2 separate regions of the Homo sapiens genome follow, and region 1 is linked to region 2. The links are chromatin loops, found by intact Hi-C in ENCODE. Cell type or tissue: heart left ventricle. All regions are shown on one strand. Links, peaks and the distances in the headings refer to the core of each region. The heading gives the core; the rest is flanking DNA. Region 1 holds the start of LOC105370534 (a long non-coding RNA gene). Region 2 has its middle 36 kb from the start of PLEKHG3.

Region 1 (12,402 bases), core at 5,708-8,207, 230 kb before region 2:
TTTATTTATTTTTTGCTTTTTAAAACTTTATTTCAACATAACTATGCTTACAGAAGTACAGTCATATTGGCTAATAGAATGCAATTTAAGTTTAAACTTACCCTGTACAATTTGAATAAGAAACTTGGTACGTGGTTTAGGATTTTAAAAATGATTTGCAGTCTGGTTTATTTTTTATCTATTACAAATGTATAAAAGACCCTCCATCAAATTCTGCTAAAGAAGGCAGCAGAAACTTGAGAAAATTACCTTTGGTTTGTCTTAGAAAAAAAACAGGCATTGCACTGCTTAAGTTTATAAAATTGGTGCAAAAAAAAATTGTAATGCTTCAATGCCAATTTAGAAAGTTCAGTTACCAATGGATATGGAAATGGGTGTGAAGGAGCCTATATACACATGTGAAACTGTAAATATCTGATTTAGGTAATATTGCCTGTAGATTATAAATCTACACACACCAAGATTCATATAATTTCTCCAATCTGAATTAACACTATCTGTTCACTTCATCTGCTGAGGTCAATCAGGGAACTGGACACAGTAGTTGTTTTTCTGATGTATGCAAAAAAGAAAATGGAATTGTTTCGTTTGCTTTTCAGTCCAGAAGTCAGTATACTATGGGCAAGGTGTTCCTTCCGTTGTCAACATTCGTAGAGTGACAAACAATGAGGTCTACTTGGGTTTTAATTTGTATCAGCACTCATATCCAAAGCAGTCTCCAAAGTTAATGAACACATGACTTTAGAAGTGACTCCAAAAAATAAAATGGCCCTGCTTAGAAGATTAGAGCAAAACATTCAGCAATATTTATAAGAAGCCTTATCAAAAAATGCAGCCCCTTGTGAATTACACCTCAGTATTAAAAAGTAGCCCCCAAATAAGAAGTAGCTCTGAAAAACAAAGAGGAAAAAATGTAACTTAAAATATCTTAAAAACCAGCAGGGTGCAGTGGCTCACGCCTGTAATCCCAGCACTTTGGGAAGCGCCAAGGTGGGTGGATCACGAGGTCATGAGATTGAGACCATCCTGGCTAACACGGTGAAACCCCATCTCTACTAAAAAAAAAAAAAAAAAAAAAACTTAGCCGGGCGTGGTGGCGAGCGCCTGTAGTCCCAGCTACTCAAGAGGCTGAGGCAGGAGAATGGCGTGAACCCGGGAGGCCGACCCTGGAGTGAGCGGAGATCACGCCACTGCACTCCAGCCTGGGCGACAGTGCGAGACTTCGGTCTCAAAATAAATAAATAAATAAATAAATAAAAATCTTAAAAACCAATGTGAATATAGGTTCAAAAGATGATAGTTAAAAGAGATTCATTTTCTTAAGACTACCTAGGATTAAGACTTATAATGTATTCTAGTATTTCAAGTTTACCGCTAGTTACTAAACATAAATTTACAAATAACATATCCATTTTTTCAAACATATAACACTTAAAAGCAAGGGAATAGCCATTATTTCCCTCTGATTCTGTTTTTTTTGCTCTCCTCACTTTTTTTCAAATACAGATTATCATTTCCATATAAAGTTTTCACCAGGTATGTCGAAATCTCTTAAATGGTAGCTTCTGGGGAAATATTCTCTCTCAAATCTTGCATGGATTGGGGTGGATTTTTTAATATTTTATGTATGTATGTATGTATATAGAGATGAGTCTCACTGTGTTGTCCAGGCTGGTCTCGAACTCCTGGGCTCAAGCAACCCTCCTGCCTCAGCCTCCCACAGTGTTGGGATTACAGGCATGAGTCACCACAACTAGCCAGAAGGAATTTAATAATCAAAATGCAATTGGGTTTCAGATATTTTATTGTGGGTTTTTTCCCCCGCAATGTGTGCCTCAAGGACATAGTAAGACTTAGAGCAGACTTTTATTCTCTTTCACCTATATGGACTCTGAGAGGTAAAGGAGTTTGGAATTTTTAGAGAAACCGGGGAAGTGAGGAAAGGGAAGTCAAGAGACTTCTGTTTTGTCCTGGAGAATGGCTAGCAGATGGAGGGTTTACTTCAAGGTAACCCAGGCACAAAATCCATAGAAATCAAAAAACTTGGGTAGTGTTGAAAAGAGTAGTTTTGACTTGGAATAGAGAAGGGGTATATAGAAGCTGCAAGGAATATTTGGAAAATAACATGGTGATTTACAGTTAAAACATTAGATTTTAGTCCTCATTGTAACTTAATAATTCAAGGACCCTAAACAAGTTGCTTATTGGCTGGTCTTCAATTTTCTCATCTGTAAAATAATGACAATAATAAATATACCTACCTCATTGGCTTGCTTTATAAAATGATACACAAATGTTTTCGGTATATGTGTTTCTACATATGACTTAAGGGTTTTAAGAAAAGTAACTCTGGCCTTAAGCCTGAGGTGGTAGAAGGGAGGATAATAAATTAAGGAAGAGGACTGGCAATAACTCAAACTGCCCGATGTGTGAATGTGTGTCTGCTGAAGTGGATAATATGAGACTGTGTACTTTAACAAATTTGTACAAGGTGATTTGTGTGTAACTGGAAAAACTGAGTGAGCATGTTGTGTTGGAGAGGATGCCGTGGTAAAAGGGTCGTGTTAGGGAGGGAAACCACGGGAGATGGAGAAGGAGAAAGGCCAGGCTCCTCCAGGAAGTGGATTTGGAAAGTTACCTCAAGGCACAAAGAGAAAGGGAGCCTTCCTTGTAAGTGCTACTTTGGTTTCTACCTAATCACAGATTCCCAACCCTTCTAGTTCTTTGTACTTTTTTCTCTTTACAATATCCTCTTTGAGAACTAATGAGAGGGCTGGGAGTGGTGGCTCATGCCTGTAATCCCAGCGCTTTGAGAGGCCAAGGCTAACAGATCACTTGAGGTCAGGAGATCGAGACCAGCCTGGCCAATATGGTGAAACCCTATCTCTACTAAAAATACAAAAAATTAGCAGGGCATGGTGGCGTGTGCCTGTAATCCCAGCTACTCAGGAGGCTGAGGCAGGAGAATCACTTGAACCTGGTAGGTGGAAGTTGCAGTGAGCCGACATTGTGCCATTGCTCCAGCCTGGGCGAGACAGCGAGGCTCCGTCTCAAAAAAAAAAGAACTAATAAGAAAGTGCATAGCAAGGTTTGAGAGAACTGAGGTATATTATTAAGCAACTACAGTAGACAGCGCCAAGAACGTAACAATTATCATAAATCTCAGTATGTCACTGCTTTAAAAGCTCCATGATTCCCTATTGCCCTCAGGATAAAGACCAAATTCCTTCCTACAGCACCCACGACTTTTTAAAAGTTGGCCCAGTCTACTTCTGTAGCCCCGTGTCCTGCTGCTCCCTACCTCCCTTCCTGCTGTCATCCCACATTTCCTGTTTCTAACCTCACCAATTCCTCATGGCCCTCACCACACCAAAGTCCTCTTTCTAGCTTTTTGTGTGCTGCTCCTTCTGCCCAGAATAGCCCTTTGTCTCCTTATTGAATTCATATTCAGGTTCTCAGACATGGCTCAAACATCACCTCCTCCATAAAGATTGCCTATTAGTATCCCTTTCCAAGTACCTACAATAACAGTTTATTAATTCCCCTATTATAGTATGCGCAGTCAGCTCTTGACTGCAAACTTGAGAATCATGCTTGTTTCCCAGGATTTAGCATTATACCTGACACATAAGTGCTCAGTAAGTGTTTTTTGATTGATTACAAAAGCTGAACACACAGTTTCACCCTTCCCACCACCTTACTCCAAATTCCATAGCCAAAGGCAGTTACCATTCCACCTGTCTCATCTGGATTTTGCTCTGTTCACTCCAGGTCTTTGCTTTCAATGGTTTTGAAATTTGAGAAAGAAAACAAACAAACAAAAATTAGGAGAGTTTTGGTTAGAGAATAATACCTTTTGTTCTAATAAATTACCAATAAATTAATTGCTAAATCATGTCTTCATTCTGTGCCCACCAGAGGAAAGATTCTGCCTAAGACATGGATGACTCAACAAGAAGGACATGCCCTAATATCATCCAATTTAACACCTCCTTGTTCTCTAGGAAATGACCTATAAACTTAGCAGTTTGTTACTTCATTCCTGGAAGTTTAGCAACAGCCTCCTGACTTCAATTGGTTCTTTTTTTTTTTTTTTTTTGAGACGGAGTTTCACTCTTGTTGCTCAGGCTGGAGTCCAATGGCGCAATCTCGGCTCACTGCAACCTCTGCTTCCCAGGTTCAAGCGATTCTCCTGCCTCAGCCTCCCAAGTAGCTAGGATTACAGGCATGTGCCACCACACCGGTCTAATTTTTTACATTTAGTAGAGATGGGGTTTCACCATGGTGGTCAGGCTGGTCTTGAACTCCTGACCTCAGGTGATCCACCTGCCTCAGCCTCCCAAAGTGTTGGGATTACAGGTGTGAGCCATCACACCCGGCCTTCAATTGGTTCTATACACTATTTTATGTATCTCTTTTATAAATAATTGGATCCAGCTGGGTGTGATGGCTCATGCCTGTAATCCCAGCATTTTGGGAGGCCAAGGCAGGAGGATCACTTGAGCTCAGAAGTTCAGGACTAGCCTGGGCAACATGGCAAGACTCCGTCTTTACAAAAAATACAAAAATTAACTGGGCGGTGGGTGTGGGGGCGTGTGCCTGTAATCCCAGCTACTTGGGAGGCTGAGGTGGGAGGATCACTTGAGCCTTGGAGGTCGATACTGCAGCGAGCTTTGATTGCACCATTGCACTCCAGCCTGGAAAACAGAGACCTTGCCTCTAAATACATACATACATACATACATACATACATACATACATACATACATACTGGTTTTTGTCAACTTGGGCTGAAGGAAGGTAGTGACCCTTCACAGGCAAGGTGTCTACATCAGAGAGCATTTCATTTCAAAATTCAGAATGGTGCTCAAAATGTAAATATACCTGGAAGAAGTAATATGATGATATTAAAGCTCAGGAATTCAATTTCACTCATATAATGTTTGGGGTATCTGCCTCATGCCCACCTTTCACAGTCAGGGGGCAAGGCAAGAAAAACCAGTGATCACAATACAGTGTAATAACTGCTCTTCGGGATGCTCCTGGGGCCCAGATAAAGGGCAGCCTGGGAGAGGTCAGAGAGAGGAGAGGACACAGTCTCAGCAATGATTTTCCAGAAGTGTTGATCCCTCCGCAGACTCTTTAAGCTTAGACATTAGGGAATGTTGGGCAGGGTGTTCCCCCGACACAAGGACCAACATGTGCAAAAGTGCAGAAATGCTGAGAAACAAGTTTGTAAGGGGTGGTACATAGGGGAGGTTGCATTGATCTAAGTAATGTCACATCCTTTCATGAAGAGGATAAAGTTTTGACCCTTTAGTCAGGGGATATTGGCTTCATAGTTATGCCTCGGCCCAGCGCTTATGAAGGTTGTATAATGGATTTTAAATTGCTCAAGCTTCTTCCTACCATATACCAGGATCACATTTTCTACCAAAGTGGTGGTATGGAGACATACAAATGTGGACTCGCAGCCCGGCTCTGTGACTTATTAGCCGTGATGAAACACTGTGGGAAAGGTACTAACTTCTCTGTTCCCTTTCCCTCATTTGCAAAATGGGAATGCACCTTCTTCATGGAGTTGCTGTGAGAATTAAAGGAGAGAATCCACATTACACACGGTCTGACATATGTATTAAGTATTCCATAAATGTTAGCTATGATGAAGATGATTCCAATGGACCTAATAAAGATGTAAGAACAAGTGGCTAGTAATCAAGGGATGGTAATTAACTGCAACCGAATCCCAGAGTTAAGAAAAGTCTTAAGAAGTCACTTAATATACTCCTTTGCATCTAAGATCAATGCTTAAATCAACACTGTTCGACCCTACCTGCCACCAAGGGCTCTAACTATACTCAAGGAAAGATTGGGAGTAGAGGGAAAGGGTGAAAGAAAATCACAAGTAGAAAGAAGGGAATGAGAGATAAAGGGAAAAGGAAGCGGAATGATAGGACAAATGAGATAGAAAATACACTTTCGTGGCACATCTACTATTTAAGTTGCCTATTCCTGACTTCAATCTTCCAAGGCAAGTGATGACTTCATTCAAGTTAAAAAGAACCAAAGGAAGAACTGGGAACTCCAAGAGGTCAATATATCCAATAATTCCAGAGAAGTCCAGGTATTAAAAGATCATAAGTAGAAGGAAGTGTTAAGAGTCATCTTTTATCTTTTTTTTTTTTTTTTTTTTTTTGAGATGGAGTTTCACTCTTTTGCTCAGGCTGGAGTGCAGTGGCATGATCTCGGCTTATTGCAACCTCTGCCTCCCAGGTTCAAGCAATTCTCCTGCCTCAGCCTCCCAAGTAGCTGGGATTATAGATGTGGGCCACCACGCCCAGCTAATTTTTGTATTTTTAGTAGAGACAGGGTTTTGCCATGTTGGCCAGGCTGGTCTCGAACTCCTGACCTCAGGTGATTCGCCCGCCTCAGTCTCCTAAAGTGCTAGGATTACAGATGTGAGCCACCGCACCTGGCCATCTTTTATCTTTTCTAATGAGCCGTATGTGTGTGTGTGTGTGTGTGTGTGTGTGTGTGTGTGTGTGATGTTCCCTCACTGTTGCCCAAACTGGAGTGCAGTGGCGTGATCTCGGCACACTGCAACTTCTGCCTCCCGGGCTCAAGCCATCCTCCAGCCTTAGCCTCCTGAGTAGCTAGGATTACAGGTGCACACCACTTTGCCTGGCTAATTGTTGTTGTTGTTGTTGTTGTTGTTGTTTTTAGTAGAGACAAGTTCTCATTACGTTGCTCAGACTCTAAGAAGCTCTTTATCAAACTTGAGAATATTTAGAGAATCTCTAGACAGATTATTGTGCGTATTAAGACTACTGATGTTATGAGGGGCTCGGAGACTCTCGCAGATACAAGCAAAAATGCTAGACCAGACATTTACAGGTGAAATCTCTCTCTGAGAACCAAATTTTAGAGGAGTAGTCAAAGGGAAACATCCTTATATCATCCATGTACAAATCAATGAATGCTACTATCATCACCTATTTGGTAGGAGGAATTTTAAAAAGGCCCAAGCTGTCAGTAGTTTGAACAAAATGGTGTTCCCTTCTGGGGCTTTTCAACATCGACTCACACGCCCATGTGATTCTGACCTGCTACTCTTTTGTTGCATTATTTTGTTAAGTGTTTACTCCTGAGAGATGATTCTGTCCTAATTATCTCTTACCCACATGTCTTTCGTTTTTTAGTTTGTGTTCTAGTTCATTTTCAGAGCGTTCGCTCTCATGACTGCTGTCTTTCTTTTGGTTTTTAGATCTTCTTCCTTCTCTTTCTTTAGTTCCTGGTGGTTGAGCAGGGATAATGCTGAACTGGGGCCAGGTGTTAATTAAGCAAAATAAGTCAAGCAAGTCAAGACTTCCAAGCATTTGGTTTCAGGTAAGTTAACCACCACAGCATTTCCTTAGAAATAATTTTATTTTGATTTGATTTCTGTAAGTCCTCTGGTTGGGGCTGTTATCTTTCTGCTGTGTGACAAAGCAATGCAAAGAGGATGCGTCAAGATACAGACGAATGACATTATTCAGCAACAAGGCAACAGGGCAGAGCCTTGTGCCAGAGGCCTCAATCCAGTCCTCAGCAAAATCTTGAGGACATTTTTTGATGTCACTATCTGTTTCTGGGGACATAGAGGTTTTTGTCTTTTTGCCAGAAGGAAAATTGGGTAGTGAATTTTCTGATTTGAAGGTTTATTCCTAACCCATGTTTCATTCCTAAACAACAGAGTAAAGACATCATCATGATGAACAAACAACTTTTAGTGTATATTATGTGTAAGACGCTGGCCAGGCACCAGGAGAACACACAGAGAGAATACATAATTTATACTCGGATGATTTACTATCTTGAGGAGATTAGATATATGCATTTAAATACATACATACATTTTAACAAACAAATAAAAACTACCAGATAACACATACCAAGTGCCAAAGGGTAATATATAAGTAGGTTGACCATATGGCCCAGCTTGTCCTGGACAGTCCCAGTTCATACCTGTGGTTTCAGAGTAATTGTGACCCTTTTAACAAGCAAATATACAATCTGGATGATAAATTATATGGTCACCATACGTACAGACCACTAATCTAGGAATCAAGAGGAGGGGGTGATTATCAATGGCTGGGGCAGTGGGTGGTGAGTTCATGGAACTCGTAGAACTTGAGCTGGGCCTTGAAGGAAGAGTTAGGGCAGAGGCAAGGGGCAAGTAGTCTATACGAAGAAGACCAAGAACAAAAGCACCAGCCAGGCGTGGTGGCTTATGCTTGTAATCTCAGCACTTTGGGAGGCTGAGGCGGGCAGATCACCTGAGGTGAGGAGTTTAAGACCAGCCTAGCCAACATAGTGAAATCCCATCTCTACCAAAAAAAAAAAAAAAAAAAAAAAAAATTAGCCAGCTACTCAGGAGGCTGAGGCAGGAGAATCACTTGAACCCAGGAGGCAGAGGTTGCGGTGAGCTGAGATCGCGCCACTGCACTCCAGCCTGGGCAACAGAGTGAGACACCATCTCAAAAAAAAAAAAAAAAAAAAAAAGAACAAAGGCACCAAAAGGAACATGGGAATAAAGTACAGTCACTGCACTACTCCAGGGGACACTGTTCACATTATATTCTCTGTGAATAGTGTCCTCTGGAATGTGCAAGTGTCAGCTCTAAGGGTATGTCATATTTGGGAGCAATTGGAAAATTAGCTGGAGAAGAGAATTTGTGTAAAGGATTTGTGTGAGGTAAGAATAGAAATAAGTATTAGCTGGTTGTGGTGGTGCATGCCTGTAGTCCCAGCTACTTGGGAGGCTGAGGCAGAAGGATCACTTGACCCCAAGAGGTTGAGGCTGCAGTGAGCTAAGATCACGCTACTGCATTCCAGCCTGGGTGACAGAGCAAGTCCCCATCTCAATTAAAAAAATTTTTTTAAAGAATAAAAAGAAGTAAGAAGCAGATAGTGGAGGATATTAAATGCCAGGTTAAGATATGTAACTTTCATCCTATAGGTGATAGGAATCTAACTGAAGAGTTTTGAATAAGGAAATGATACCTACAACAATATATTTTTAAAAGAATAATATTCCCAATGAAACTGTTGAATGTATTAAAAGGAAAAGGAAGACGAAGGAGAAGAACTAGTTTCAAAACTATTGGGAATGCATAGGAGAGAAATGATGAGTCTGAGCTACAGTAGTGGCAGTGGGAAAGGGAAAGGAAAAGAGACTTGAGAGAATTTGCAAAGGCAGGATTGATAAGAGTTTGGTAACTGGCCAACAATGCAAGAAGAGGGAACAGTCAAGAAGGACTCAAGATTTCAAACCTGAGTCACTGAGAAAATGATGGTATCATTGATGAATGTGGAGAAGTTGAGAGGAGGGAGGACTTAACTTTGAGGGGAAAGATAAGCTCTGTTCTAGACAAGATGAGTTTCAGACATCCATTTGGAAATATCCAGTAGGAAATATTAAGTTGCAGCTGAGACAGGAGATCATGACTAGAGATGTGGATTTAGGAATTCTGTGGAGCATTGAATAATTGAATGAAAAAGTGTTTTCCTTCAAGATCATAAGTGGCAGACAGCCCAAGATTATCACTTGGGTTGCAATTTTATTGGTAGAGTAGATAGGAATATAGGTTGGAAACATAGCAGAAGAGATCCCAGAGGTGGAAGTAAAAAGACAGTGTGGTACGTCAAGACGGCAAAAGGAAAAGAACATTTCAAGCTGGAGAGGTTGGTCTACAGGGCCAAATGCCGGAAGGAGGTCAAAGAAGATGAAAATTGAGAAAATTAATAGTTTTTGGTGGTGAGGATGACGCTGTGGACTTTAGAGGGTATGATTTTATTGTGGTTTTATAGATGTGCTCCATGTTTTAAGGGTGAGGGATGAGTAGGTGGCAAGTCAAGGTAGATAATGAATGAAGGCTGATTTTGTGAGAAATTTGGCAGTAAAAGAAGAGAAAAATGGGATGAAAGTTCAAGGAATAGCCACTACTAAGAAAGAATTTTTTTTCCTTTTCCTGAGACTGGGTCTTGCTCTGTCACCCAGGCTGGAGTGCAGTGGCACCACCAAGGCTCACTGCAGCCTCAACCTCCTGGGCCCCAGCGATCCTCTAACCTCAGCCTCCCATGTAGCTGGGACTACAGGTGTGTGCCACCATGCCCAGCTAATTAAAAAAAATTTTTTTAGAGACAGTCTTGCCATGTTGCTCAGGCTGGTCTTAAACTCCTGGGTTCAAGTGATCCTCCTGCCTCAGCCTTCCAAAGTGCTGGGATTACAAGTGTGAGCCACTACTCTTGGCCAAGGAAGGATTTTTAAAAATATATATGATAAGGAGTTTATGTTACATGTTGGACTATAGATAGCCCTTTATTTGCTTAGAATAAATTCTGATTTTTCAAATTGCTCGCAGTACCTTTTTCCTCTGAATTCTATGCAAGAAGTTTACTACATCAAGGGAAGAAGAAAATACAGATAGGACAAGATCTGATAAAGGATTCAATAGTTACTTATCAAAAGATTAAAATGGACTTAATCTCCTTCATGTAGCTGGGGCCCTTTTCTATTCAGGCAGAAATTTAGGTTAGAAGAGGATATCTCTAAAATACTGAAGAAGATTTTTTGCTTGCTTGTTTTTTGTTTGCTTGTTTTTAGAGACAGGGTCTTGCTCTATCACCCAGTCTGGAGTGCAGTGGTGTCATCATAGCTCACTGCAGCCTCAAACTCCGGGATTAAACAATCCTCCTGGCTTAGCCTCCCAAAGTGCTGGGATTACAGACATGATAAGCCACTGCACCCAGCCTGTTTGTTTTTTTTCGAGAGTTTTCTAAAGCCCCCAGTGCACTCCCCAGTTTAAAAACCTTCAGTGGCCTACAGATTCCCCAGCCTGACATCCTCATGCTTTCCACTTTCCCAGCCACCATCGTTCAGGCCCCGGTTACTTCTCCCCTTGATGACTATAATAGTCTGTCTCCTATCTCTCTTCACTCTAGCCATCCTACATACTGCTGCTAGCTTAATTTTCCTAAAGCACAGTACTGATCCTATCTGTGCCTTGATAAAAGCCTTCAACGAATTACCATTGTCAACTGAATTAGGCACAGGTTCCTCTACCTGACTGTTAAAGCCAGCCACAATGTGGCCGTGGTTCACCTCTTCTGTCTTAATTTCTATACTTTCCATATATATAAACTGATTTACAGGCATAAAAATGTGTCACCTAGTCCTTCTATTTGGAGTGGCCATATGACATTTTCCTATTAAAAAACAACAAGTAATTTACACACAAAAGCGGGAAAAAGAAGGTGTGAGGGTCATTTTTGCTTGTTTTTTGAGACAGGGTCTCTTTTTTTTGAGACAGTCACTCAGGCTGCAATGCAGTAGCATGAACCTGGCTCACTGCAGCCTCAACCTTCCAGCCTTAAGTGATCCTCCCACCTCAGCCCCCTGAGTAGCCGGGACTACAGGCATGCACCACCATGCCTGGCTAATTTTTTGTTGTTGCTGTTTCTTAGAGACAGGGTTTCAATATGTTGCCTCAAACTTCTGGACTCAAGCAATCCTTCTGCCTCAGCCTCCCAAAGTAGTGGGATTACAGGCATAAGCCGCCATGCCTGGCCTTCATTTTTCATTTCCTGTTAAGTGTGATCTTGCTGTCTGAACCCTCTCCCCAGAATTTGCTTTGTAATTTTTATATGGCATTTAACAAATGCTGCCTTATATTAGAATCATTTGTTTCCTTCTCCTATCTCCACCCCACTAGAGTGAATGCAGCCTGAGGACAAAGACCATATGGTCCTCATCTCCGATCTCCGCCTTGCACATGGGGCATTCAATAATTTTTCTAAAATTTCCTGACTATATTGAAAAGAGGTTGTGGGTTGCCCTTAAATAACTCTGCCATTGCTTACCATTTCTCAAGATGTTCTTATCCTTTCCTATCAAGACACATGCTTTTTTTTTTCTTTGATGTAACACATGTATGTCCTTATATGGCTATACAAACATTATTTGTTGCATTTTAGGTAGCTAGAAGACAGGCAGTTTTTACTGTTTAATCTAGTTTATGGAATGCTCAATTGAAAGATTTACAAATATAAACTCTTACTAAATCTTTTAAAATAATAATTTTAATCATAACTCTACTTACAGAAGATTATTTTATAAATCAAGTGTTCTTAAACCAGGATGGAACTATATATAAAATTAAGTATTTGTGTATAAATGTATATTTTTCTCTGTAGAGAGGGTGCATAGCTTTCATTACATACAGGAGTTTGTTACCCAGAAAGAGTAAGAACCATTCTTATGAATCACTACTTCTACAGCAATGTTTTTACTTTGTCCTAACTCATTACTTGCAAAGGAATTTTTTAAAGTACCAGTAGTTGTTTCATAGACAACAGAACCAG
Region 2 (12,402 bases), core at 5,697-8,196:
TTCTGTATTTTTATAGAGACAGAGTTTTGTCATGTTGCCCAGGCTGGTCTTGAACTAGGCTCAAGCAATCCACCTACATGAACCTCTCAAAACGCTAGGATTTCAGGCTTGAGCCACCGCGCCCAGCTTGTGCTAAACTTTTAAACGTTATTTCCTTTACTATCTCAGCTTCCTCCTCCTCCACTCAGCCTTCTCTGCGAATTGCTTTATATGGACAAAACTGGGACCAGCAGCAACCTCCACAGCTGCCCCAACCCCACCACCAGACCCTTGTGTGACAACAGTCCCCAGGGTCATGGGTCTGGATCGTTGACATTCTAATCTTATTGGTTCTCTGCAACACTTTCTTTGGGTTATTTCTCTCTTTTTTTTCCCCCACCTCTTAGGACACAGAAGCTCTTTCTTCAGATCCCCCCCACTTATAGCCCCCTCCTCTCCTCCTCACCTGTTGGCCCTCTGCCCTGGCAGCCTGGTTCCCCAGGGAATCCATGCACAAGGGCCTCCCTCCCTTCCATGCACTCCTCCCCTTCTGCACAATCTTCCTCCTCTCTTCTCATCGTCTGTCTTCTATCACCTTGTTTTCTGTGCCCAGGCCCTCTCGTGATCTCATTTGCCACAGATACACCCTGCTGCCCAGCTCCTGCCCGCAGGCATCATTTGATCGATGGGTTTGAGGTTTGTTGACAGTTGGGGTTTTTCTCTCTCAGTGAGGAAGAAGCAAGAAACCTCAACACTGCAATTTCCTCAACTCCCAGTGACGGTGACAAATTCTGAGGCTCCAGGGCGGGGGCTGTGTCTTCACATGCCCTGTGGAGTGTTGTCCTCACAGTGGTAAATAAATAAGGAGGTGAAAAGGTAAGACAAGAGGGAGCAGCATCTGTGCTTAGGGGCAGGGCTCAATTTGTCTGATGTGGGAGGACCTCAAAGGTGTCTCTCTTCTCACCTAGGCCAGACATTTGCAAGCTGACTGCCCTAAAGGAGCTGTACACACCTTCTTCATCCACCATGTGCCTTAGCAAAGGGTCACACCCAGGGAACTGAAGCTCTCTCTGTGTCTCTAGGGGTGGGAAGGCAGTGTCTGTGGTTATCCACCTCCATTCAGAGCCAAGTGAGTTCAGACTGCTGGGTTCTCGTCCTAAACTCTTTCACCGACTACCCCTGAGGCCTTGAGCAAGTGACCTAACCTCCTCCTCGTGCTTCTGTTTCCCCATCTTTACAATGACAGTCGTCATGGGGACAAATTCACTGGGTTGTAGTACAGATGGAATGAGAGCAAGCCGTCGCGCAGAAGACGTGCTCAACAAATGGAAACCACTGCTATCATTTTCATTCTTATTATCTCAATTTAGGAAACAAGGATCCCGACATTGCAAGCTATTCCAGGTGAAGCTAAAAAGAAGATAATCCCCAAGTCTCTGGGTAAAGAAACTCACTGCCACCCTCAATCAAATCAAAGCCAGATTCCGTGATGTTGGTAGTGAAGGGGAAGTCCCCCCAGGGGTGGGGTGGAGTGAGGTGTGGCTTTCCTTACCCATTGGTGGTACCAGTGAGACGAGGGAGAAATCTCCCAGGAAAGGTGAGCCTTGGAGGGCAAAACACAGCCAAGAGATCTAACCGCTTTTCCCATGTGGAGAGTCTCCTGCCAGCCAGAGCCAATCTCAGGAAATATGAGTTCGATTTTATTAAGGAAACCAACACGTTTCCTTCTGTCTAATGTAGCCTCTGTGTTATTCACATTGTTGGCTCCCAGGATGTGAAATGTCATCCTAGTACAGAACCCAGAAAAGAGTGGGCTGAATGTCTCTTTAGAGAGCTTTAGCCAACTATTTAAAAAAGTGGAGTCTACCTTCCTAACAGAGTTAATAATCACATGCCTTTATAGGAAGCAGTAGTAATAGTTGTGGTAATAATAACAGCTGACTTTTTCTCTTAGCAGTTGCAGTATAAGGTTCATAACCATCCTGTTAAGATGGTATTATTTATAGTCATCACTCAGTATCTTGCTGGGATTGGCTCCAGCACCCCCTTGGATACCAAAATCCACGGATACTCAAGTTTCTGATATAAAATGGTATAGTATTTGCATATAACCTAGGCACATCCTTCCATATACTTTTTTGTTTCTTTGTTTGTTTGTAACAGAGTCTTACTCCTTCGCCCAGGCTGGAGTGCAGTGTCATGATCATAGCTCACTGCAGCCTCAAACTCCTGTGCTAAAGCAATCCTCCTGCCTCAGCCTCCTGAGTAGCTGAGACTACAGGTGCACCACAGCACCAGGCTGATTTTTTTTTTAAGTTCTTATAGAGACAGGGTCTTACTAATGTTTACGAGGCTGATCTCAAACTCCTGGGGCCTTAGGCGATCCTCCTGCCTTGGCCTCCCAAAGTACCGTTATTACAGATATGAGACACTGTGCCTGGCCAACTTTCCTATACTTTAAATCATCTCTAGATAACTTATCATGTCAAATATTAATACAATGTAAATTCCATGCAAATGGTTGTTATACTATATTGTTTTTATCTGTATTATTTTTGTTGTATTGTTGTTTTTATTGTTGGGTTTTTTTCAATATTTTCTATCTGTGGTTGGTTGAATCCACAGATGTGGAAACTGTGGATATGGAAAGCTGACTGTATTAGAATTTTATAGAACAAGAAACTAAGGCTTCATTAATTTAAATAGCCTGCTAGGATCATAAAGATGGGAGGCATTCTCCAACCCTTGTTTGATTCTGGATTTGAACTTGGGTCAGCTTGAATTCAACGCCAGAGTGCCTAACAGTATTTTGTCTCTTAGAGGAGTCTAGATTGCAACTGCATTTCAACCTAGTAAGAAAAGCATGTATAAGATCTGCTTTCTTTCTGATCTCCTCTGGGTATTTGTTTTCTTATGAAAGTCTGAGAAAGTCGCAAAGTTCAGCCCCAAAGAATGAACAAGTGGTTCATTTCTGCCCCCTAGAGGAGGTAAGGAAGGTCATGGTTAAAATGAGTGTTCAGAATCGCAATAGATCCAGCCCTGCAATAGAGCCAAACCTAAAAACAAACTACTTTCAGTTCATGAAAGGGAGGTGATAATGGGTTAGGGATTATCTGGATCAAGAGTGAGAACAGTGTATCAGGGTCCTGCCTGGATATATACTGGATATATATATATATATAGTGTGTGTGGAGATATATATATATATATAGTGTGTGTGTGTGTGTGTGTGTGTGTGTGTGTGTGTATATATATACAGCTTGCATATATATATATACAGCTTGCATATATATATATACAGCTTGCATATATATATACAGCTTGCATATATATATACAGCTTGCATATATATATATATACAGCTTGCATATATATATATATACAGCTTGCATATATATATATATATATACAGCTTGCATATATATATATATACAGCTTGCATATATATATATATATATATACAGCTTGCATATATATATATATATATACAGCTTGCAAATATATATATATATATTTACAAGTATATATATATATATATATATATATATATATATATATATATATACACTGTTCTATCAGGGTCCTGAATAGACTCATTCTAGTCTAGTATTCAGACTAGAACTTTCATCTTTAACATGTGCCCCAAATGATTCTTTCACTAAGGCAACTTTGAGAAACAGGTGCATATAATTTATTCATCCAGCAAGGGCTTGAATAACACCTTCCATCCACAAGCCACTGTTACTAAGGCATTTGCTGGACCCCAAGGGAGTGGAGTCCACATCCCTGTCCTGAAGAAGCTTGGTCAATTACACTATCTCTCAGGGCCTTGCCTTTGTTATTGAGAAAATGGCTCATCTCTAAATGGTGTGAGAGCCAGGAGACCCATGTTGGACGTGCAGACAGGGTGCACTTTACTTAATCTCCTTGGACCTCAGTTTCCTTGTCTACAACATCAGAGGGTGAATACTCATCAAGCTTCCTCCTGTGGCAAGATTCTGAAGTTCCCAGGCCCTGTGGAGAGCGTACAGGGAAACCTTACTTAGGTGACCTGCTTAGGAGTCTGGTCTCCATGACTGTGCAGATCCACCTCCTGCCAAATGGCTCATGACAATCCCAGGAGCAGGCTGTGGTCTCCCTGATCCTGAGGTTCAGAGCTTTTGGTGTTCCCGTCACTGGCATTCACGCCACACTGTAGGAGCCTTCTTTTCATTGATGTAAACTCTGTTCACAAAAAGGGTCTGGGGAAAATAAAGTTGATTTGGAAAAAGAAATTTCTCTAGAAACCCAAATAAGGCTTCTTATTTCTAGAAACCCCCAAATAAGACTTCCTGAAATGTGGAGTCAGATGAACCAGCCTTTAAATCCTAGCTCTGTTACTCAATAGCTGTGTGATTTGAGGCAAGTCATCCATTTTAAACTTGGTCTCTTCATCTGTGGAATGGACATAAAAAGAGTACCCAAAGCTGGGTGTGGTGGCATGCACCTGTGTTCTCAGTGACTTGGCAAGAGGCTGAGGGAGGAAGGTGACTTGAGCCCAGGAATTTGAGGCCGTAGTGCACTACAATCATGCCTATGAATTGCCACTGCATTCCGGCTTGGGCAACATAGTGAGACCTCATCTCTAAAAATATATAGGTATAATAGAATAGTTTGTATCTCACTGAGTCATGGTGAAGATTAAATGAGACTAGACTAATACCTGGTGCATAATAGGTATGCTGAAATATTTCCTTTTTTTTTTTTTTTTTTTTTTGAGACGGAGTCTCGCCCTGTCACCCAGGCTAGAGTGTCGTGGCGCGATCTCGGCTCACTGCAAGCTCCACCTCCTGGGTTCACGCCATTCTCCTGCCTCAGCCTCCCGAGTAGCTGGGATTACAGGCGCCTACCACCACGCTCGGCTAATTTTTTTGTATTTTTTAGTAGATACGGGGTTTCACCATGTTAGCCAGGATGGTCTCGATCTCCTGACCTCGTGATCCGCCTGCCTCGGCCTCCCAAAGTGCTGGGATTACGGGCATGAGCCACTGCGCCCAGCCTATTTCCTATTGTTATTACGATTAATACTGCTGATGCTAGTTTTACCTTCAGAGACTGTTACAATTGGAAAATAAAGAAACAGTTCATAGTCAGGACCCCACCCAAGGATTTAGCACCCAAATCACTCCAGAGAACTCCAGCTCGACCTTGGCAGTCATCCAGGATGCCACATGTCCTCTCACTCTTGTTTAAAGATGTCCTAATAGAGCCAAACTTCTTTTGCCAAATTTCTCAAAATGAGTCCTTTAGTGGATCCTTGGGCTTATAGTACCACTACCACATCATCCAAGGGGCATGGCCATCTGGGTTTGAGGTTACAGAAAAAGAGAGGGGCCTAGGACCAGGGCCAAGGCAAGCTCATAGACACTCCTTGCAGGAGCAAGGTCAACAAGCAAGACCCATGAGGACTGAAATAAGGATCTACTTGACACTCAGATTGACTGCATTTGGAGAGCCAATAATTGCTGCCTTTGCCCTTATAATAAACTACAGCTTTTGAAGAAAATTTAAAAACAAAATAAAATCCACAAAAACATGCAGGCATTGCTGGGCAGCAGCAAACAAACATACTGGATTGTTCAGAAAGACTGCTAAGATCTTAAGAGCAAATTGTTTATAAACTGCAGAGAAAAGTTGTAATAAGAACTGGCTTCAGCACTAAAACACAGCTTTTGATTCTCCACCATCTCACTCCAACCCAAGAGAATAGCAGCAGCTGTTAGGTGTAAGGGAGCCTGTGGGCCTATTTAGGGGTGAGGGTAAGGTATAGAGGGGCACAGGCTCTCATCTCACAATTAACAAAGGGCCCCACATTCTGGCTTTTGACATTAGCTCCAGATGACAGGTCTGAAAGAAGCAATGTTCAGGATAGAACTCTCAACTTGTGTTCCTCACTGCCTGTAGAGCACTGTAAAATATTTAAAATGTACCCTGGAATTATCATGCAAAAACACATTACCTTTACTATTTTTTTCTGTGATAGAAGTATTAATTTGTCAAATGTAAACATTTAAAATACACCACAGTAGCATGCACCTGTGGTTCCAGCTACTTGGGAGGCTGAGGTGGGAGGATTGCTTGAGCCCAGGAGGTTGAGGCTTCAGTGAACCATGATCGCGCTACTGCACTCCAGCCTGGGTGACAGAGTGAGATTCTGTCTCAAAACAAACAAACAAACAAACACACAAACAAAAAACACCACCGCTCTCACCATCTTTTGGTGGGGGGTGTTGGCATTTCTTCATATTTTAATATACTAGGAACCTCAAAAAAATGGAAGTAACTGTGGGTCACTCTTGTCTTCTGAGAGGCCCTGGCACAGACCTGGGGATGGGAGTGAAGAATCAGGGCAGCCCTGGATGTAACTGTCTCTCCTGCAGAAGTGGTTGCTCCCTAGTCCAAACAGGTTTTTATCAGAATCTCTTTACTTCTCCATAAGAGGTAAAGATCAGTCCTCACCTTCTCATTCACCCACGGAAGAGACGCATTGCAAGGACAAACCCTGAAAATGTTGCTGGTCCAACCAAACTGACAGGGCCCCTGAGTATATCCACAAGAGGAGTGCCTGGCACCAGCTCTACACCCATCTTAGCAGGGTATGAACCACAGACAGCACTTTCCTGGGGGGAGGGATTCTTGACTGTTCTACACCATGTCCCAGAGAATACCAACAAGTTTTCTTTTACCTCTTATGTAAACTTCCAAAGCCTATGATAAAATAAATCAAAATTCTAACCCAAGCATTCACCATCTGCCCCATCACCATATAATTAAGATGATGTACTTAGCCTTGAAATACAGAACTTTTCTGTTAGCCTGTCACAAAAGGTTCACAGTTTCCCTCTCTGGCTTGGATATGGTTTGGATATTTGGCTCCTCCAAATCTCATATTGAAATGTGATCCCAGTGATGAAGGTGGGGCCTAGTAGGAGGTGTTTGGGTCATGGGGGCAGATCCCTTATGAATGGCTTGGTGCCCTCCCCATGGTAATGAGTCCTCACTCTATGAGTTTGTAGAAGATGTGATTGTTTAAGACAATGTGGCACCTGCCCCGCACCTTGCTCCCTCTCTCACCATGTGACAGGCCTCCTCCCCCTTTGCCTTCCATCCATGACTGTAAGCTTTTTGAGGCCCTCCCTAGAAGCAGATGCCAGCATCATGCTTCCTGTACAGCCTGCAAAACCGTGAGCCAAAAGAAACCTCTTTTCTTTTTTTTTTTGAGACAGAGTCTCACTCTATTGCCCAGGCTGGAGTGCAGTGGCATGGTTTTGGCTCACTGCAACTTCCGCCTCCCGGGTGCAAGAGATTCTCCTGCCTCAGCCTCCCGAGTAGCTGGGACTACAGGCATCCACCACCATGCCTGGCTAATTTTTGTATTTTTTAGTAGAAACCGGTTTCACCATATTGCCCGGGCTGGTCTCGAACTCCTGACCTTGTGATCTGCCTGCCTCAGCCTCCCAAAGTGCTGGGATTACAGGTGTGAGCCACCATACCCAGCTACCTCTTTTCTTTACAAATAACACAGTCCCAGGTATTCCTTTATGCCAACACAAAGGAACTAACACAGACTTCCTCTCTTGAAGTTAATAAAAATGGATGATGGACACAATCCAGCCAGAGTGCTGGCAACCAACACCCAGTCACAGATAAATCACAGCTACACCCTTTTCTCACACGGGGTGCCAACATTGCAACCTTTAGATGCAATCTTTTTTCATGAACTGTAACCAGCAGGAACATCCAGGAAGAATTACAGAGTTGATCCAGAGCTCCCAGAGTTTCTGTCTTTTTCAGTGATGAATCACTCACTCGATAAATATATTTTTAAGGCAGTATTTTAAAAATTGAGGTATAATATACATAACATAAAAGTCACCATTTTAAAGTTTACAATTAGTTTTCTCTCTGTGTGTGTGCGTGCATGTGTGTGTGTGTGTGTGTGTGTGTGTGTGTGTGTGTGTGTGTGTTTAGACAGGGTCTCACTCTATCTTCCAGGCTGTAGTGCAGTGATGCAATCATGGCTCACTGCAGCCTCAACTTCCCAGGCTCAGATGATTCTCCCACTTCAGCCTCCTGAGTAGCTGGGACTATAGGTGCATGCCACCACCCCTGGCTAACTTTTTTGTGTGTTTTTTTGTATGGACTGGTACTTTTTGTTACTTAGGTTAGTCTCCAACACCTGGGCTCAAGCAATCATCCTGCCTTGGTCTCCCAAAGTGCTGGGATTACAGGCATGAGCCACTGCACCTGGCCTATGTGTTTTAATATATTCACTGTCTTGTGCAACCATCCCCACTCTCTAATATCAAAGCATATCTGTTATCACAAAACAAAACCCCATACCCACTATAGTTACTCCCTATTACCTCCTGCCCTTAGTCTCTGGTAAACCATCAATCTACTTTCTGTCTTTATGGATTTGCCTTTTCTGAACATTTCATGTAAATGGAATCATGTGATAAGTTACCTTTATTTTATTTTATTTTTTTGAGATGGAGTCTGGCTCTGTTGCCCAGGCTGGAGTGCAGTGGCACAATCTTGGCTCACTGCAATCTCCGCCTCCTGGGTTCAAGCAATTCTCCTGCCTCAGCCTCCTGAGTAGCTGGGATCACAGGCACCTGCCACCACGCCTGACTAATTTTTGTATTTTTAGTAGACATGGGGTTTCACCATGTTGGCCAGGCTGGTCTCGAACTCCTGACCTCAGGTGATCCACCTGCTTCCGCCTCCCAAAGTGTTGGGATTACAGGCATGAGCCACTGCACCTGGCTGATAAGTGACCTATAGTGTCTGGCTTATCTCACTTAAAGTCTTCAAGGTTCATCCATGTTGTTGCACGTGTCAGCACTTCATTCCTTTTTGTTGTCAAATAATATTCCATTGTATGGATATATAACATTTTATTTATCCATTCATGAGTTGATGGACACTTTGGGTTGTTTCCATTTGGGGCTATTATGAGCAATGCTAAGATGAATATTCACGTGCATATTTTTGAGTGAACACGTGCTTTCAATTCTTCCGGATATACACCTAGAAGTGCAATTGCTGGGTCTTATGGAGCTTCTGGGTTTGCTGAGGGTATAGACAAGGTCACAGAACAAGAGCAAAGATACTCTGAAAGCACAGAATCCAGGCCCTGTGGTATAAAAACACACACTCCAATAAACTAAAATGAAGTACTGGTAATTTAGTGGATTTCTGAAAGTTCTTACCATTTATGGGCAGAGAAACTACATACAGGGGCTCTGGTGGTCTTTGAAATAATTTACTGACAATTTAGGCATGGAAATGTGAGTAGGTCATAAAGTTTGAGGAAAATAATAATTTTGGATGACTCTCTTTAAGTACAGTCATGGGCCAAATAGCAACATTTTGGTCAATAATGGACCGCCTACATGACAGTATTATGATGGAGCCAAAGAATTTCTATTGCCTAGCGACATCATAACATCTTAGTGCAACACGTTGCTTATATTTGTGGTGATGCTGGCATAAACGAACCTATTGCACTGCCAGTCGTATGAAAGTACAGCACATGCAATTATTTACAGTACATACTACTGGGTAATGATAAACAGCTATGGTACCGGTTAATGTATTTATTATTCCATACTTTTTATCATTATTTTAAAGTGTACTCCTACTTATAAAAAACATATTTTGGCCGGGCATGGTGGCTCACGCCTGTAATCCCAGCACTTTAGGAGGCTGAGGCAGGCGGATCACGAGATCAGGAGTTCGAGACCAGCCTGGCCAACTTGGTGAAACCCCCATCTCTACTAAAAAATTACAAAAATTAGCCAGGCATGGTGGCAGGTGCCTGTAGTCCCAGCTACTCGGCTGAGGCAGGAGAATTGCTTGAACCTGGGAGGCAGAGGTTGCAGTGAGCCGAGATCACACCACTGCACTCCAGCCTGGGCAACAGAATGAGACTCCGGCTCCAAAAAAAAAAAAAAAAAAAAATCCAGTTAACTTTGAAATAGCCTCAGGCAGGTTTTTCAGGAGCTATTCCAGAATAAGGCACTGTTATCACAGGAGATGACAGCTCCATGCATGTTATTGCCCCTAAAGACCTTCCAGTGGTACATGTGGAGGTGGAAGATGGTGATACTGATGATCCTGACCCTAGGCAGGCCTAGGCTTATGTGGGTGAGTGTGTCTTTGTTTTTAACAAAAAATTTTTAAAGTAAAAAAAAATTATAAAAATAGAAAAAAGCTATTTTTATAATTAAGATATAAAGAAAAAAGCAGCTGTACAATATGTTCATATTTTAAGCTGTTATTACAAAAGTCAAAAGTTTTTAAAAATTAAAAAGTTTATAAAGTAAAAAAGTCACAGAATGCTAAGGTTAATTTATTATTGAAGAAATAAATTTTTAATATAAATTTAGTATAGCCTAAGTGTACAGTGTTTAAAAGTCTATAGTAGTGGAATGTCCTGGGCCTTCACATTCACTCACCACGCACTCACTGACTCACCCATAGCAACTCCAGTCCTGCAAGCTCCATTTATGGTAAGTGCCCTATATAGGTGTACCATTTTTTATCTTTCATGCTGTATTTTCCTATACCTTTTCTAGGTTTGGATTTTTTTTTTTTTTGAGACAGAGTCTCACTCTGTTGCCCAGGCTGGGGTGCAGTGGCGTGATCTCAGCTCACTGCAACCTCTGCCTCCTGGGTTCAAGAAATTCTCCTGCCTCAGCCTCCCTAGAAGCTGCAATTACAGGCGCGCGCCTTACGCCCAGCTAATTTTTGTATTTTTAGTAGAGACGGGGTTTCACCGTGTTGGCCAAGCTGGCCTTGAACTCCTGACCTCAGGTGATCTGCCCGCCTCAGCCTCCCAAAGTGCTGGGATTACAGGTGTGAGCCATGGGGCCCAGGCCGGTTTAGATTTTTTTAGATATACAAATACTTACCAATGTGTTACACTGGCCTACAGTATTTAGTACAGTAACATGCTGTGCAGGTTTAGAGCCTAGGAGCAATAGGCTACACCATAGAGCCTAGGTGAGTAGTAGGCTATGCCATCTAGGTTTGTGCAAGTGCACTCTATGATATTCACACAAGGACAAAATCGCCTTTTGGGGGACACATTTCTCAGAATGTATCCCCGTTGTTAAGCGACACATGACCATAGTTGAAGAAACTCTCAGGCTGGCTTCTTCCTTCTTGAAAGGGATTCGGGGCCATGCCTCTTTAAGACCAAGGAGAATTGACTCCCTTCCCCACCTGCCCTCTTGCCTTCCTGACTCAGACCTTTGCAGCCTTCCCTCCCTTGCAGCTGTTCCCAACGTTTACTGTAAAAAAAAAAAAAAAGAATGCGCTATTGTTTAAAGTGGCAATTAATTGTTCAGCCTCTCATGGGAAGGAGGGAAGCTCTGAAAATGTTAGTCATTAATGCCCAGTGATGGGAAGGTTCACTTTGACCTCAGGAGGTTACAACTGCCATATTTCAAATGGCAGATTTTGTAAAGTTTCATTCCTGTTGAATTAATCTAAAGTACTTCTACTTTGATTAAGGCACCAGGCTGGGTGCTGTGGGGAGGTACGTAGAAACACAAAGGCATCCAGCCCCATCCATCCCTGTCCTTAAGAAAACATCAAGGGAGGAGAAGAATATTGCACAAAGGTAGCCTGTGGGACCTGCAGCACTCAAGGGTCTGTGTCCCAGCATAAGGGACAGAGTTATGTTGGGGAGAAGAGAATTCTCCTTAGGCCGGGCTGGGTGCTCCAGGCTTCATGATGGAAGAGGGGCTGAGGATGGGCAGGCTTTAGACAGGCTTCCAGCAGCGGGGATGGCATTCTAGACAGGGCAGGTGACAGATGCAAAGGCCCAGGGGCAGGACTTTAAAAGATATAGTGGGTCTGGGCTGGGCCCAGTGGGTCATGCCTCTAATCCCAGCACTTTGGGAAGCCGAGGTGGGTGGATCACCTAAGGTCAGGAGTTTGAGGCAGCCTGACAAATACGGTGAAACCCCATCTCTACTAAAAATACAAAAATTAGCCAGGCATGGTGGCATGCGCCTGTAGTCCTAGCTACTCAGGAGGCTAAGATGGGAGAATTACTTGAACCCAGGAGGCAGAGGTTGCAGTGAGCCGAGATCGCACCACTGCACTCCAGCCTGGGTGACAGAACAAGACCCCGTCTCAAAAAAATTAAATAAAATAAAATAAATAAATAAATAAAATAAAAGATATATTGGGTCTGAAATTCAGGTTCCTGAATAAGGCTTTGTTTAAAAGAAAAAAAAAAAGCAGCTGGGCACAGTGGCTCACACCTGTAATTCCAGCACTTTGGGAGGCCGAGGCAGGTGGATCACGAGGTCAGAAGATCAAGACCATCCTGGCCAGCATGGTGAAACCCTGTCTCTACTAAAAATA

Evidence for each region. A loop is a pair of places that touch in the nucleus more often than their neighbours do. Peaks named below come from ENCODE experiments on the same cell type or tissue, not always from the same donor. Only the 100,000 strongest peaks of a DNase experiment are listed, where the experiment ranks them.
Region 1: it touches region 2 in a loop (5-fold over the local background); 50 of 110 quality-filtered maps call a loop at or near these places.

The regions. Positions count from the first base shown.
Region 1 is chr14:64,897,056-64,909,457 of GRCh38, reverse strand. It overlaps LOC105370534 (a long non-coding RNA gene), which reads left to right and starts at 7,330. Exons shown (of 3, transcript XR_943942.3): 1 at 7,330-7,386. In heart left ventricle, for the core only: no CTCF peak of the experiment used is centred there; no DNase peak of the experiment used is centred there.
Region 2 is chr14:64,662,263-64,674,664 of GRCh38, reverse strand. No RefSeq gene overlaps it. Among named protein-coding and RNA genes, the nearest start is that of PLEKHG3, 36 kb to the left of the region's middle. In heart left ventricle, for the core only: no CTCF peak of the experiment used is centred there; no DNase peak of the experiment used is centred there.